Regions from separate parts of the Homo sapiens genome. Here region 2 is linked to region 1. A link is a contact called in ENCODE Hi-C or POLR2A ChIA-PET data. All regions are on one chromosome and are shown on one strand. The core of a region is the stretch at or near the end of the contact, and the rest is flanking DNA. Distances in the headings are between cores, read along the strand shown.

What was found. A loop is a pair of places that touch in the nucleus more often than their neighbours do. ChIA-PET counts read pairs that join two places held with the same protein, here RNA polymerase II (POLR2A). Pooled maps may share reads with other maps.
Region 2: a map of naive thymus-derived CD4-positive, alpha-beta T cell shows a loop between it and region 1 (10-fold over the local background). The contact joins the enhancer-like site here to the promoter of SAMD3 in region 1. A Hi-C loop is called at or near these places in 1 of 168 maps with a recorded cell type or tissue (naive thymus-derived CD4-positive, alpha-beta T cell) and 7 of 50 pooled maps. POLR2A ChIA-PET finds 5 or more read pairs at or near these places in 1 of 52 experiments (H1).

Annotation. Positions count from the first base shown.
Region 1 is chr6:130,218,883-130,225,182 of GRCh38, reverse strand. SAMD3 (sterile alpha motif domain containing 3) reads left to right here and starts at 2,232. Exons shown (of 12, transcript NM_001017373.4): 1 at 2,232-2,489. RefSeq lists an enhancer at 1,516-1,625.
Region 2 is chr6:130,512,416-130,518,555 of GRCh38, reverse strand. No RefSeq gene overlaps it. Among named protein-coding and RNA genes, the nearest start is that of TMEM200A, 150 kb to the right of the region's middle. RefSeq lists enhancers at 194-1,393, 4,420-4,569. Within about 2 kb of position 4,660, at least 8 of the 41 ENCODE cell types and tissues checked have a DNase peak (open chromatin) inside an H3K27ac peak, as active enhancers do.

The DNA.
Region 1 (6,300 bases), core at 983-3,482:
CTGAACCCCTGGTGTTTCAGTAACATTATTTTTTACTTGTTAATCATTCACATAACCTTTTCCTCTCCTCCTTACTTTCTTCCCCATGCTCACTCACTCTCTTGCTCAGTACTGCTCTCTGTCTCTGTCTGTCTCTCTTTATCTCTCTCTAACACACACACATACACACAAATTCAGACACACAGACTCATATTTAATGATGGACTATAGCCTACCAATTGGTATGAATTTTACCTTTTGGGCCAACTCTAAAAAGAGTGCTTCGGGCTGGGCGTGGTGACTCATGCCTGTAATCTCAGCACTTTAGGAGGCCGAGGCAGGCGGTTCATGAGGTCAGGAGATCGAGATCATCCTGGCTAACACAGTGAAACCCCATCTCTACTAAAAATACAAAAACTTAGCTGGGCGTGGTGGCACGTGCCTGTAGTCCCAGATACTCAGGAGGCTGAGGCAGGAGAATCGCTTAAACCCAGGAGGTGGAAGTTGCAGTGAGCTGAGATCGTGCCATTACACTCCAGCCTGGGTGACAAAGGGAGACTCCATCTCAAAAATAATAATAATAATAATAATAATAATAATAATAATAATAAATAAATAGAGTGCTTTTGCATAAACAAAAGTTTGAACATTCTGGCCCGTCCTCACATGAACCTAGGGCTGGCAGAAGCATGAGCATTTGTCACTCATGAGAAACACAGGGTCCTATGCCTTTTTGTGTCTCCACACCTCCCATCTGTGCTTTGCTTTTGATACGGGAGGCGGGCAGGGAAGTGCTGGGTAGAGAAGAATGGGGTCCCTGGCTAGGGCTCCACCCTCAGGCCTGTACCCATGGACGTAAGTGAGAACAGGCACTCCTGTTTTCACGCCCAAATGTTGCATTTTCCAAAAGCACTCTGGCCCGCCACACCCCCATCCTCTGCCTATAAAAACCCTGAGACCCTAGCGGGCACAGACACAAGCGGCTGGACATCAAGAGGAACACACTGGCAGAATACACTGACAGACTGGCAGGACATCAACAGCAGTATGATGTGGACCACGTAGAATTTGCCTGGGGGTGGTTGGAGGAGAGTCAGGCCACTGAGCGGCCTGACTCCAGGGGAAGACCGCCTTCCCATTCCATTCCCCTTGTGGATCCCATCCATCTGCTGAGAGCTACTTCCACCAGTCAATAAAACTGTGCACCCATTCTCCAAGCCTACATGTGATTCAATTTTTCTGGTACATTAAGGCAAGAACCTTGGGATACAGAAAGCCCTCTGTCCTTGCGATAAGGCAGAGGATCTAATTGAGCTGATTAACACAAGCCACCTGCGGATGGCTAAGCTGAAAGACTGCACTGTAACACACTCCCACTGGGGCTTCTGGAGCTGTAAACACTCAACCCTAGGTGCTGCCATGGGGTAGGAGCCCATGCTCCCCATGACCTGCCCGTCTGCATGCTCCCTCTAGGGGTTTGAGCTGCAGGGTACTGAAGAAGCGAGTCACACCCATCGCACGCCCTGCAAGGGTGTTTCCAAGTTTCACTTTGAGTCACACTGCATTAAGAAGATCCACTACCTTGCATCCCCTTCTTCCTGAAGAGGCCTACAAAGTCAGACCAGCACTTAGTGTTAACAGATCAAGAGAGCCCAGCTTGACTCTACCAGCTGAGCAATATAGGTGGATACAGAAGTCACCTTTCATGTGTTCTAACAAATGAGTAACTCCAAAAAAATAGTTGTAATATTTTAATAATGTAAGTTCTTGCCACTACTCAGAGCTATAAAATGTTCAGCTATCACCTGCACTATCACGTACACACTGAGCTATGTAACGAGAATTACATTCAGCCAATGTCTGCTAAATAAAGGTTTGTGCATTTTAGTTCAATGATGTAGCTACAAAGAAAATGAAGCCTCAAGACACTAGAACCTTCTGAGATGCAAAGCTTTGAGTCCTTGACTTTGAATTCAATGTCTAAATTCTAATACATTATTATTATATCTGCCTTAAGATTGATATAGGAAATTTTTTTTCTAGTTAGTGTTATTTCTTCTAGGAGCTTAAAAAAGGTAACTAAGGAAGAATTAAATGTTCCAAAGATATATTATGGTAAACATGTATGTACATACATGGGTATTTGTCACACTTGTCAGAATCTTCTTCCTTTGAGAGGTGCAAACGTTAGCTGTCTGAGATCCACCCTGTTTCAAACTTACCTTATGCTTCCTGTGTACTGTGAGGCTCCCAGTCTTGCTGTCTTTCAATGGGGCAGCCACTGCTCAGTTGCTGCCATTCAGAAATATGAACCCAGTATCACCAGAACTTTTGATTTTTCAAGAGAAACCAAGATTCCAGATTTGTAGGTGATATCTTCCATTTTTCAGATAAAACAAAGGAACCAGAACCACATCCACTGATCGGATTTGCCTGGGGAGGAGGGGTGCTCTCTCCTTTGATCTTCTCTTCTGGAAGAGATGGACCAAAAGCCTCTCCAGCAATAATCCGTAAATATCACTTTTTACCTTTTCTCTATAAAACTCTAACTTTTCTGATATTAAGATAAAATTCTTTCATTGAGAAAAATTTAAGAGTGGCAGATTACAAACAAAAAACATTAATTCCTCCAAACAGAGATTGCCACTTCTGCCTTCTAGTATATGCTTTCCCAGCCTTTGTGTAACCAAGCATTTCATTCTACTTTTATTTTATTCTTTCCACAAATCTGAATCATACTATTTTAAATTTATTTGCAGTTAACCATATCCATGACTGTTTCTCTCTACATAGTTATTTGTCTAGATACAATTTTTGATTACTACATAGTATTTTATTTTAAATATAAATTACTGTAATTCATTGGCCAATTCCTATTGCTGGAAATTTTATCTGTCCAATTTATTTGCTATTCGGACCATTGCTATGGCACACATCTTTGTGTTCATTTCTGTTAATGTCTTTAGGCACATTCTTAGAAATGCTATTTTGGGGTCAGAATGTAGAAATATTTTTAATGTTTTTGGCTTGCATTAGTACCCTTTAAAGTTGGATAGATTGGATTCAAATCACTTTTACCTTTACAAGCAAAGGAACCTTAGGCGAGTTACCCTGTAAACTCCAGGACTTTCAATTATAAAATGGGAATAATATGACAGGGCAAGTTGTGCCACTTTATACTCCCCTTAGCAGTGTGTAAGAGAACAACTGACCTTGCATTCTTGCTAATTTTCACCTTTTCCAATGGAATAAATGAAGATGGTATTTAATTATTTTTATTACAAATAATGTAGATTTTTCAGATACTGGTTTAAAATTTTGTTCAAGAGTTACCTATTCCTATTTTTTTCTATTGGTGTATTAATTTTTTAGTTGGTTTTATGGATTATAGAGTTGACCCTTGAACAACATGTGTTGGAACCTCTCAGGTCCACTTACATGCAGATTTTCTTCTGCCTCTGCCACCCCTGAGACAGCAAGACCAACTCTCCTCTTCCTCCTCCTCCTCCTCAGCCTACTCACTGCAAGACGACGAGTATGAAGATCTTTATGATGATCCACTTCCATGTAATAAATAGTAAATGTTTTCTCTTCCTTGTTATTTGCTTAATAACATTTTCTTTCCTCTAACTCATTTTATTGTAACAGTACTGTATATAATATATATAACATACAAAATATGTGTTAATTGTCTATGTTATCAGTTAAGATTCTGATCAATAGTAGGCTATTAGTAGTTAAGTTTGGGGGTAGTCAAAAGTTACTTGCAAATTTTCAACTGCATAGCAGAGTCAGCGTCCCAACCCCTGTGTCGTTCAAGGGTCCACTGTGATATATATGTGTACACATGCGTTTTTCCTTTTTAGTCAAATCTATCAATATTTTATTTTTATTATGTAATCTTAGATTATTTTAAACTCTTTTTAATTTTTCATATTTACATATTTAACTTATCTGAGGAATTTATTGTGTAGGTGTTATGAGGCATTATCCCAACAAAATATATTGACTAATCCCTTCTTTGTCACCAATTTTAAAGATCTTTTCACTGGCTGGGCGTGGTGGCTCATGCCTGTAATCCCAGCACTTTGGGAGGCCAAGGTGGGCAGATCACAAGGTCAGGAGATCGAGACCATCCTGGCTAACACAGTGAAACCCCGTCTCTACTAAAAACACAAAAAAATTAGCTGGGCGTGGTGGTGGGCACCCGTAGTCCCAGCTACTCGGGAGGTTGAGGCAGGAGAATGGCATGAACCCGGGAGGCGGAGCTTGCAGTGAGCCGAGATCGTGCCACTGCACTCCAGCCTGGGCAACAGAGCGAGACTGTCAAAAAAAAAAAAAGATATTTTCAGTACTTCCATATGAATGTTTCTGTTTCTAAGTTTCTATTCTGTTTCAATATCTGTTCTCTTTTCCTCCAGTACCATGCTGTTAATAGCATAACATTTTTTAACATCTGGAAGTGCAAGTCCTTTTGTCAAGCATTTTTCGTTCTTTTTACCTATTTATTCTTCCACATGAAAACTAGCCTCATAGTAAGTAAAACATATAACCACGTATGTATATTAATTGGAATTTATAAATTAATTCTGAGGGAAATGACATCTTCAAACTATCAAGACTTCTCAGTCACACATCCAGCTTTTCATAAAATTCAATAGCACAGTTCACAGTTACCATCTCTGGCAGGACTGTAATCTGTGTTGCTGAACCATAAGCTTTGGCTGTCAACGAGGCAGAAGCAGGGATAAACCATAAGTTTGACTCAAAGGCCAAAACACTAGGGTGTTTGTGACTCAAAAGTTCCAAAGTTCTGGGACTCTGGCTCATTGCTATTTTTGTTCATTAATTTAACTAAACCTCCCAGATAAGTGGCTCTTTAGTTTCTTTGAAAATGTAAAAATTGGCCAGGCTAGTGGCTCACACCTGTAATCCCAGCACTCTGGGGGGCCGAGGCAGGTGGATCACAAGCTCAGCAGTTCGAGACCAACCTGGCCAACATGGTGAAACCCCATTTCCACTAAATATACAAAAATTAGCCTGGCATGGTGGCACGCGTCTGTAATCCCAGCTACTCAGGAGGCTGAGGCAAAAGAATGGCTTGAATCCGGGAGGTGGAGGTTGCAATGAGCCGAGATAGTGCCACTGCACTCCAGTCTGGATGACAGAGCGAGACTCCATCTCAAAAAAATAGAAAAAGAAAAAAATGTAAACATATGAAATTTAAGTTACTATGACTGTGCTCACCACTTTTTCCTTCAAATTTATTGGAGGTGTTGTGAATTACAGACAACTCTGATAAGTCTTGCTAGATAAAAAGAACCAATGGAGACACTAATTTTTATAAAAGTAAGATTTTAATAACTTAAGCCATAGGAAATTACTGATCTTGAATTCTTGTATGTGCAAAAACGGCTGTTTCAGCACAATTCTCAATTGCAAAAATGTGGAACCAACCCCAAACCCCATCAATCAACAAGTGGATAAAGAAACTGTGGTATATATACGATAGAATACTACTCAACCATAAAAAGGAATGAATTAATGGCATTCGCAGTGACCTGGATGAGATTGGAGACTATTATTCTAAATGAAGTGACTCAGGAATGGAAAACCAAATATCATATGTTCTCATTCATAAGTGGGAGCTAAGCTATGAGGATGAAAAGGCATAGGAATGACACAATGGACTTTGAGGACTCGGGAAAAAGTGGGGAAAAGGGTGAGAGATAAAAGACTACAAATTGGGTGCAGTAATGTGTGCTCCAGTGATGTGTGCACCAAAATCTCACAAATCACCACTAAAGAACTTATGCAGGTAACCAAACACCACTTGTTCCCCAATAACCTATGAAAATAAAAATTAAAAAAAAATAAATCCCTGTAATTTAAAAAAAATGGCTGTTTCATATCGTTTAGCATAACGTATAGAGACAGCCCCTTTTGGTGTGTTTCACCTGTTTGCTGTCTGCTAGCTTTGTAGATGTCACTCCCTTTCAGACCGTGATGTATGAAAAAAATTAATAGTTTTGTTCCTTAAATGTTTAAAAGATTAATATAAATATCTATGTTTCCTAAAACGAAGGAAAACTGGTGCACATATGGATGTTTAGTAAAGGCTAAGCCCTTCCATCTCATACACAATTTGCTTCAAGAAAGAATGCTTTTCTGTCATTTATTTGACTCAGCTGCCTAAATAATCTTTCCAAAGCATGGAACATACTCTCAGTTCAATGACTCTCCCAAGCTTAAGCATATCTATAAACTCTTAACATTCTAAGCCTTTCTGCGATCTTCAGACCCTGTCTCCTGTGGTTGCCT
Region 2 (6,140 bases), core at 3,411-5,910, 290 kb before region 1:
GTGGCCAGATCTATACTGTGTAGAGCAATTGTGCATGTCCTTCCAAACTGTTAAATAAGTCAAGTAAAAATAGATGTGTGGCAGCATTCTTCTATCCGACAAAACCCTCTCTGTGTCACATCACCTAGCAGCACACATTTATTGAGTACTTTGAAGGGGGATTGGGAAGCTGACAGGAAACAGGTGGTCTCTACCCATGCTGTGCCAGCTGGGCTGCTCAGGCACAGGACCAGAGAAAACTCACTGGACTTGAGCCTGGGTTTGGATCCTTCGAAGATGATGCTGCCAAGTTTCCAAAGGCAAAAGGTTAAGGGCAGTGTTGCTAGAGTTGCTGAAGCTGGAATCTAGGTCAGTACTGAGTGTAGGAGGAGGGCGTAAGTCCCAGTATTTCCAAGAGTGGGGTCTTATAGGTGGATGCACAGGAGGAGGTTAGGTTGGCAAGGTAGGAGACAGCATGAGTAAAGAGATGCAGATATTCTCTCAGTAAAATGAGTATTACGGGGTACAGAGGTACTTGTGGCCATCAGATCATAGAAGACTTGAGTGTCAGGTTAAGAAATTACTTCGTCTGCTAATTCATCATATCAGAACATAAGTATCAATACAATTTCCTTACAGTTCCTTTGAAAATATTACTGGTCATGCATTGTTACTCAGTGGATTAGGAGAAGGGAGAGTCCTCCCAAATAAAACCATCCTACCTGCTGGCACCCTCACAACCACTTTTTCCAGCAGAACAGGCCGGATATCCTAGGTTTTCCATTTGATGATGAGTCATGATAATTGCCTCAGATGAATTTAATGTGTCACAAATACCTGGCATAGACTCATTTCTATTTCTACTGAGAATTTGTTTTTTCTGAACCTTCAAATGTACCAGCTCATTTGTCTGATTTTGGTTTGCAGGGGGATGCTGGTTTAACAAATTGCCTCATTAGTGGTTCTATAATGGGAACACTTACTAATGCTGCTGGTTTCTTCCAGGTGCTGAGACACCTTGCGTTGTCACAGCACTGATGTGAGTCAGATACTAACAATGGTGTCCTTTGTTTTTATGAGAGATGAAACTGAAACACTTCTCATGATGTCGCTAGGTAACAGAATATATCTGCAATTTTCACTCTATAGGCAGACTCTCTCTTTCTTCCTATTTGTACTCATAGATTTTAGTTATCCATGGAGAAAACAGCACTAGGCATAGATTCTGGACTCGAGGGGCCTTGTGTCTACCACACAATAAATGTAGATCTTTGGTAAGTCGACTTTGCTGATTTCTGCCCCAGTTATATTATTGGTAAAGTGAAGAATTTGAAAAGAATTTAAGGTGGAGTTTCCCTTCATTATTCACTCAGCAAACATTTATTAAGTGCCTACTATGTATCAGGAACAGGGCTAATTCCTGGGAGTATAAAGCAGAGAAAATGACAGTCCTTGCCCTCAACATGCCTCCTGTCTAGTAGAAGGATCCCACACATGCTACAGAGAACAGTTAGTGAAATTATGGAATAAAGCTCAGGGAACTATGTGAATGTAAAATGAATGCACCAAAAATTGAGGATACTTTCTGTATTAATCTGTTCTCACACTGCTATAATGAACTACCTGAGACAGGGTAATTTATCAAGAAAGAGGTTTAATTGACTCACAGTTCTTCAGGCTGTACAGGAAGCATTGTTGAGGAGGCCTCAGGAAACTTACAATCATGGTGGAAGGGTAAAGGGGAAGCAAGTACCTTCTTCACGTGGCGGCAGGAGAGAAAGAAAGTGTAGGGGGAAGTGTCACATATTTTTAAAACATCAGAGTACGTGAGAACTCACTATCATGAGAACAGCATGGGGGAAATCCACCCGCATGATCCAATAACCTCCCACCACATCTTGCCCCCAGCATTGGAAATTACAATTCAACATGAGATTTGGGTGGGGACACAGAGCCAAACCATAACACTTTCTCACTGTATGAACATTGATGGCAAGTTTGAGTTCAGACTGCTAGACTGGCTTCTCTATTAGAACATTCACAACTCAACACCATTGCCATGAAATAAAAACAAGGATGTTGGATATGTTAAAAGGAATAAAAATCATTAAAAATTGCACAAAGTTAAAAAAAAAAAAAGCCCAACAGCTTTTTAATTCACACAGGAAGCAACACCTAGTGGTCAAGACTTCATCCTTTCAAGAAGTCACCTGGGATTAAATCCTAGCTCTGCTTTATTAACTTGATTATTTATGCAAGTTCATCTGTACCTTATTTTCTTACCTATAAAATGAAGAAGACAACCTATCTCACAGGTTTGTTGGAAGTAACAAGTGAGACAATAAAGGTTAGGTGTTTTATAGGCAATTTATAGACCTCATTTATTTTTTAATTTATAAGATTTCAACACCTTTTTGTAGGCCCTCAAAGTAGGACAAAATGGCTTTTATTTATTTATTTATTTTTGAGACAGAGTTTCATTCTGTCACCCAGCCTGGAGTGCAATAGTGCGATCTCGGCTCACTGCAACCGCTGCCCCGCTGGGTTCAAGCGATTCTCCTGCCTCAGCCTCCCAAGTAGCTGGGATTACAGGCATGCACCACCACGCCCAGCTACTTTTTGTATTTTCAGTAGAGATGGGGTTTCACCATGTTGGCTAGACTGGTCTCCAACTCCTGACCTCAAGTGATCCACTTGCCTTGGCCTCCCAAAGTGTGGGATTACAGGCGTGAGCCACCATGCCAGGCCAAAAATGGCTTTTAAATTTCAGTTGTCTTTAATACACATTGCTGGAAATTCTGTCTCATTTTTCTCTACTCATCAGTAGGAACCCTGAGTTGATACAGAGCTGGCTGTTAAAGTGGTGTTAACAGTATCGACATTGGTCTGGGCTCTGTAGCTTTAAAATAAAGAAACCAATTAGTACCTTAAGAAAATAAGATGGTCAAGAGTTTCTATATATGGTAAAATTTGTCATGGAAGTTCTAACTGGGGAATCACATTTGCTATTAATACTCTCCACCACCGCATCATAAAGATCAAAGTGCTTCCCTTCCTTGGATTGCGTAGGTGGCACTCCCACTGTCGGGTTTTATAAGACACACACTGTCAGCTGTGTGAGGTACAATGGCTATTTTCCTAGGGAAAGGAAATCTCAAGGACCAGCTGCATAAACACAAGAATGTATAGATATTTAATTCAACTTATGGCCTCCAAAACCATTAGATTCTTATAGCTGTACCTCTGTTTCATGTTACAGCTAAGTAGCTCACTCTATAGCCCATCCATGGAGACATTCTATTCTTTCTCATTAAGCACCAGGTAAGCCATCTATATTCCAATTGGAAAGCGCTTCTCTGCAGATGTTTTAAACATGATCTGCCAGGTCTGTCCTTTCCAGAGGCCCATTTGTGCCCTCTCTAGCTATAGATACCTACCCAGAGAGGTCCCCTAAAATGGAGTACTTCCTTGTTTTGTAAAAACCTTCCTCTTTTCCATCATCCTTCCTGCCCTCACTATCTCAAAATAGCAACTTTTACAAGCCAATCCATGTTAATTCATTTTTAAGGATGAGGAAACTGAACCCCAGAGCGTTTGTGAATATTGCACCACTTCTCATGGTCCCTGAGTCAGTACTCCATGCTTTTGCCACAACCCCGTACTGACTAGTTATCTGACAGTCTTTCATGAGGTCTGAAACATGTCTGAAACTTTTGCTTGTGTTAATATGAGAAGTCAACATTCACACTATAACTAGAATAAAGGGTGACTAGCCCTACGAGAGATTAAGATATTAATTATAAAACTACAGAAATCATGACAGCATGGTATTAGGGCAGGGATAAACAAATAAATAGAATTAATTAAATCAAGGAACAGAATTACATAGATATCACATTACAGAGCAGTGGGGAAATGAATCAAGAAATAGTCCTGGAAAAATTGGGTTCTATCTCAATAGGATGTATTAACTTAATAGGAGGTAAATAACTTGGAGTCCTACTCCAGCCAATGTTCACAAATGAATTCCAGGTGGACCAAAGGCAGAAATATGGAAAGTAAACATTTTATATTTATAGATGTCAGAGAATACTTCTGTTACCTTAACATGGAAAATGGGTTCTTAAAAATACCCAAATATAAAGACAAATAAATATTAAAATTTAAAACTTCTTCACAACAAAAGACAACATAGACAGCTCAAAGGCAAAGCATAAATTGGCAGAGGGTATTTTCACACATTAGGCCCCACAAAGGAGTAATTACCAGACCATAAACTCTTTAAAATTTCTAAAACTCAATATGAAATAAATGTAAGTAACCCACTAAAAATGAGCAGCAAATACCAGTGGCCAATTCAAAAAAGAAGAAAACACTAAAGGCCAATAAATGTGAAAAGTTGGTTATCCTTTCTGTTGTCAACTCCAAAACAGCCAATCCTTCAAGGTGGATCCTGAGCGACTAATTGGGCTTAAATTCAAAATGCAGCCAAGTATCCATTTGCTGACTAGAGACCACACACATATCCTGCATTCTCAGAAAAACCACAGGCTAGGGGAACTTTGGGACTCTCATAGCTATCTGTTCCTGTTTACACTGCCTCAATCAACACTGCCAGAAAGTTCCTGGACCTAACCACTAGATTCTGGCACCTGGACCTAACCACTAGACTGTAACCTGTGATAAATCTTAACATCAACCAATCAGAACAAATAATCAGCCACCCCTTATTTGCACAGCAGACAAGCGGAAACCTGGGTGACAACTTTCTCTATAAAAAGCAACTTCTGTCTTTGTTCTGGCGGAGTGTACCTCTGTTTTGTACTGAAGGCTGCATCTCCCTGGTTTGCAAACTGCTTGCTGCAACAAAGTCTCTTTAATTTAAAACATTTTTGTTTCCTTTTCAGTGGATTTGTTAACACTATTAACTAAGGAAATGAAAACTAAAATCACAATAAGATGTAATCTCACACCCTTCAGATTGCTAAAAATGTCAGTCTGACAATTCCAAGACTTGGCAGAGATGTAGATCAACAGGATCTCTTACACACTGCAAGTGGGAATCTATATTGGCATAACCAACTTTGGACAGTAGTTTGGCAATATTTAGCTAAGTTGAAGATGCATATATCTTCAACTTGGCAATTACATTCTTAATACTATACCCTGGAGAAATTGTTGCACATATGTACAAGGAAACATACACAAATGTTTATGGCAGGATTGTTTGTATGGAAAAAGTAGCAGACTACCTATAAAAGACTATTAATAGAAGATCAGGTGATTACATTGTGAATCTTCATGGACCTGAATGTTGTACAGCAATGAAAAGGAATGAATAAGCTAGAAGTAATTAAATCAACCTAAATAAATCCCCTAAACATAATGCAGAATGTAAAAAAGAGCAGTTGTCGAAATACATAATAGCATGTTATATAGGGTTTAAAGCATATAAAATAATATAATGTTTTTTGATACGTACATATGTAATTATAAAGAAATCAAAAAGAAATATACTGAAACATTAAATATTAAATTAAAGTTAATTTGGTGGGAAATGGTATGGGATCTTGGAATGTTACACAGGTGCTAGTCTCGTTAGTGCTGGTAGCACTTCTCAAACAGAATCTTGAGTATATCTGGAATGTATCATCATAACTTTTCTAATTAGAGGGAAGACATACGAGCATGAATAACTTTTACTGGGTACATCACAAGTACTTGGTAATGTGCTACCTGTTTTTACATTTATCATTTCATTCAATGCTCACAGCTGTTCCTCTTCTAATTTCATGGTTTACAAGGAAAACATTTTATTTACATTCTAATATACATTCCACATTATTAGTGGAATCAATGTACTGGACAATCAGAGTTATAGATTCCAGTGTAGCCCCTGACACTGACTAGCTCTATGGCCTGAAGCAACTTACTTAATCTCTTTGGACCTCTGCTTCCTCATTTATAAAATGAGAGGGTTGAACTAGATGAATACTTAGACTCCTTCCATGATTGTTCCCTGAGTTAGGTTATTGATCTTAATAATTTATTAAGAATATTTTATTAAAATAATTAACCAAAGCAGAAATTATAGGAAACTTTCAGATGGGAGTAGTAACTTGCAGTTATCAAGGAACTGGCCTGAATATTACAATGAACAT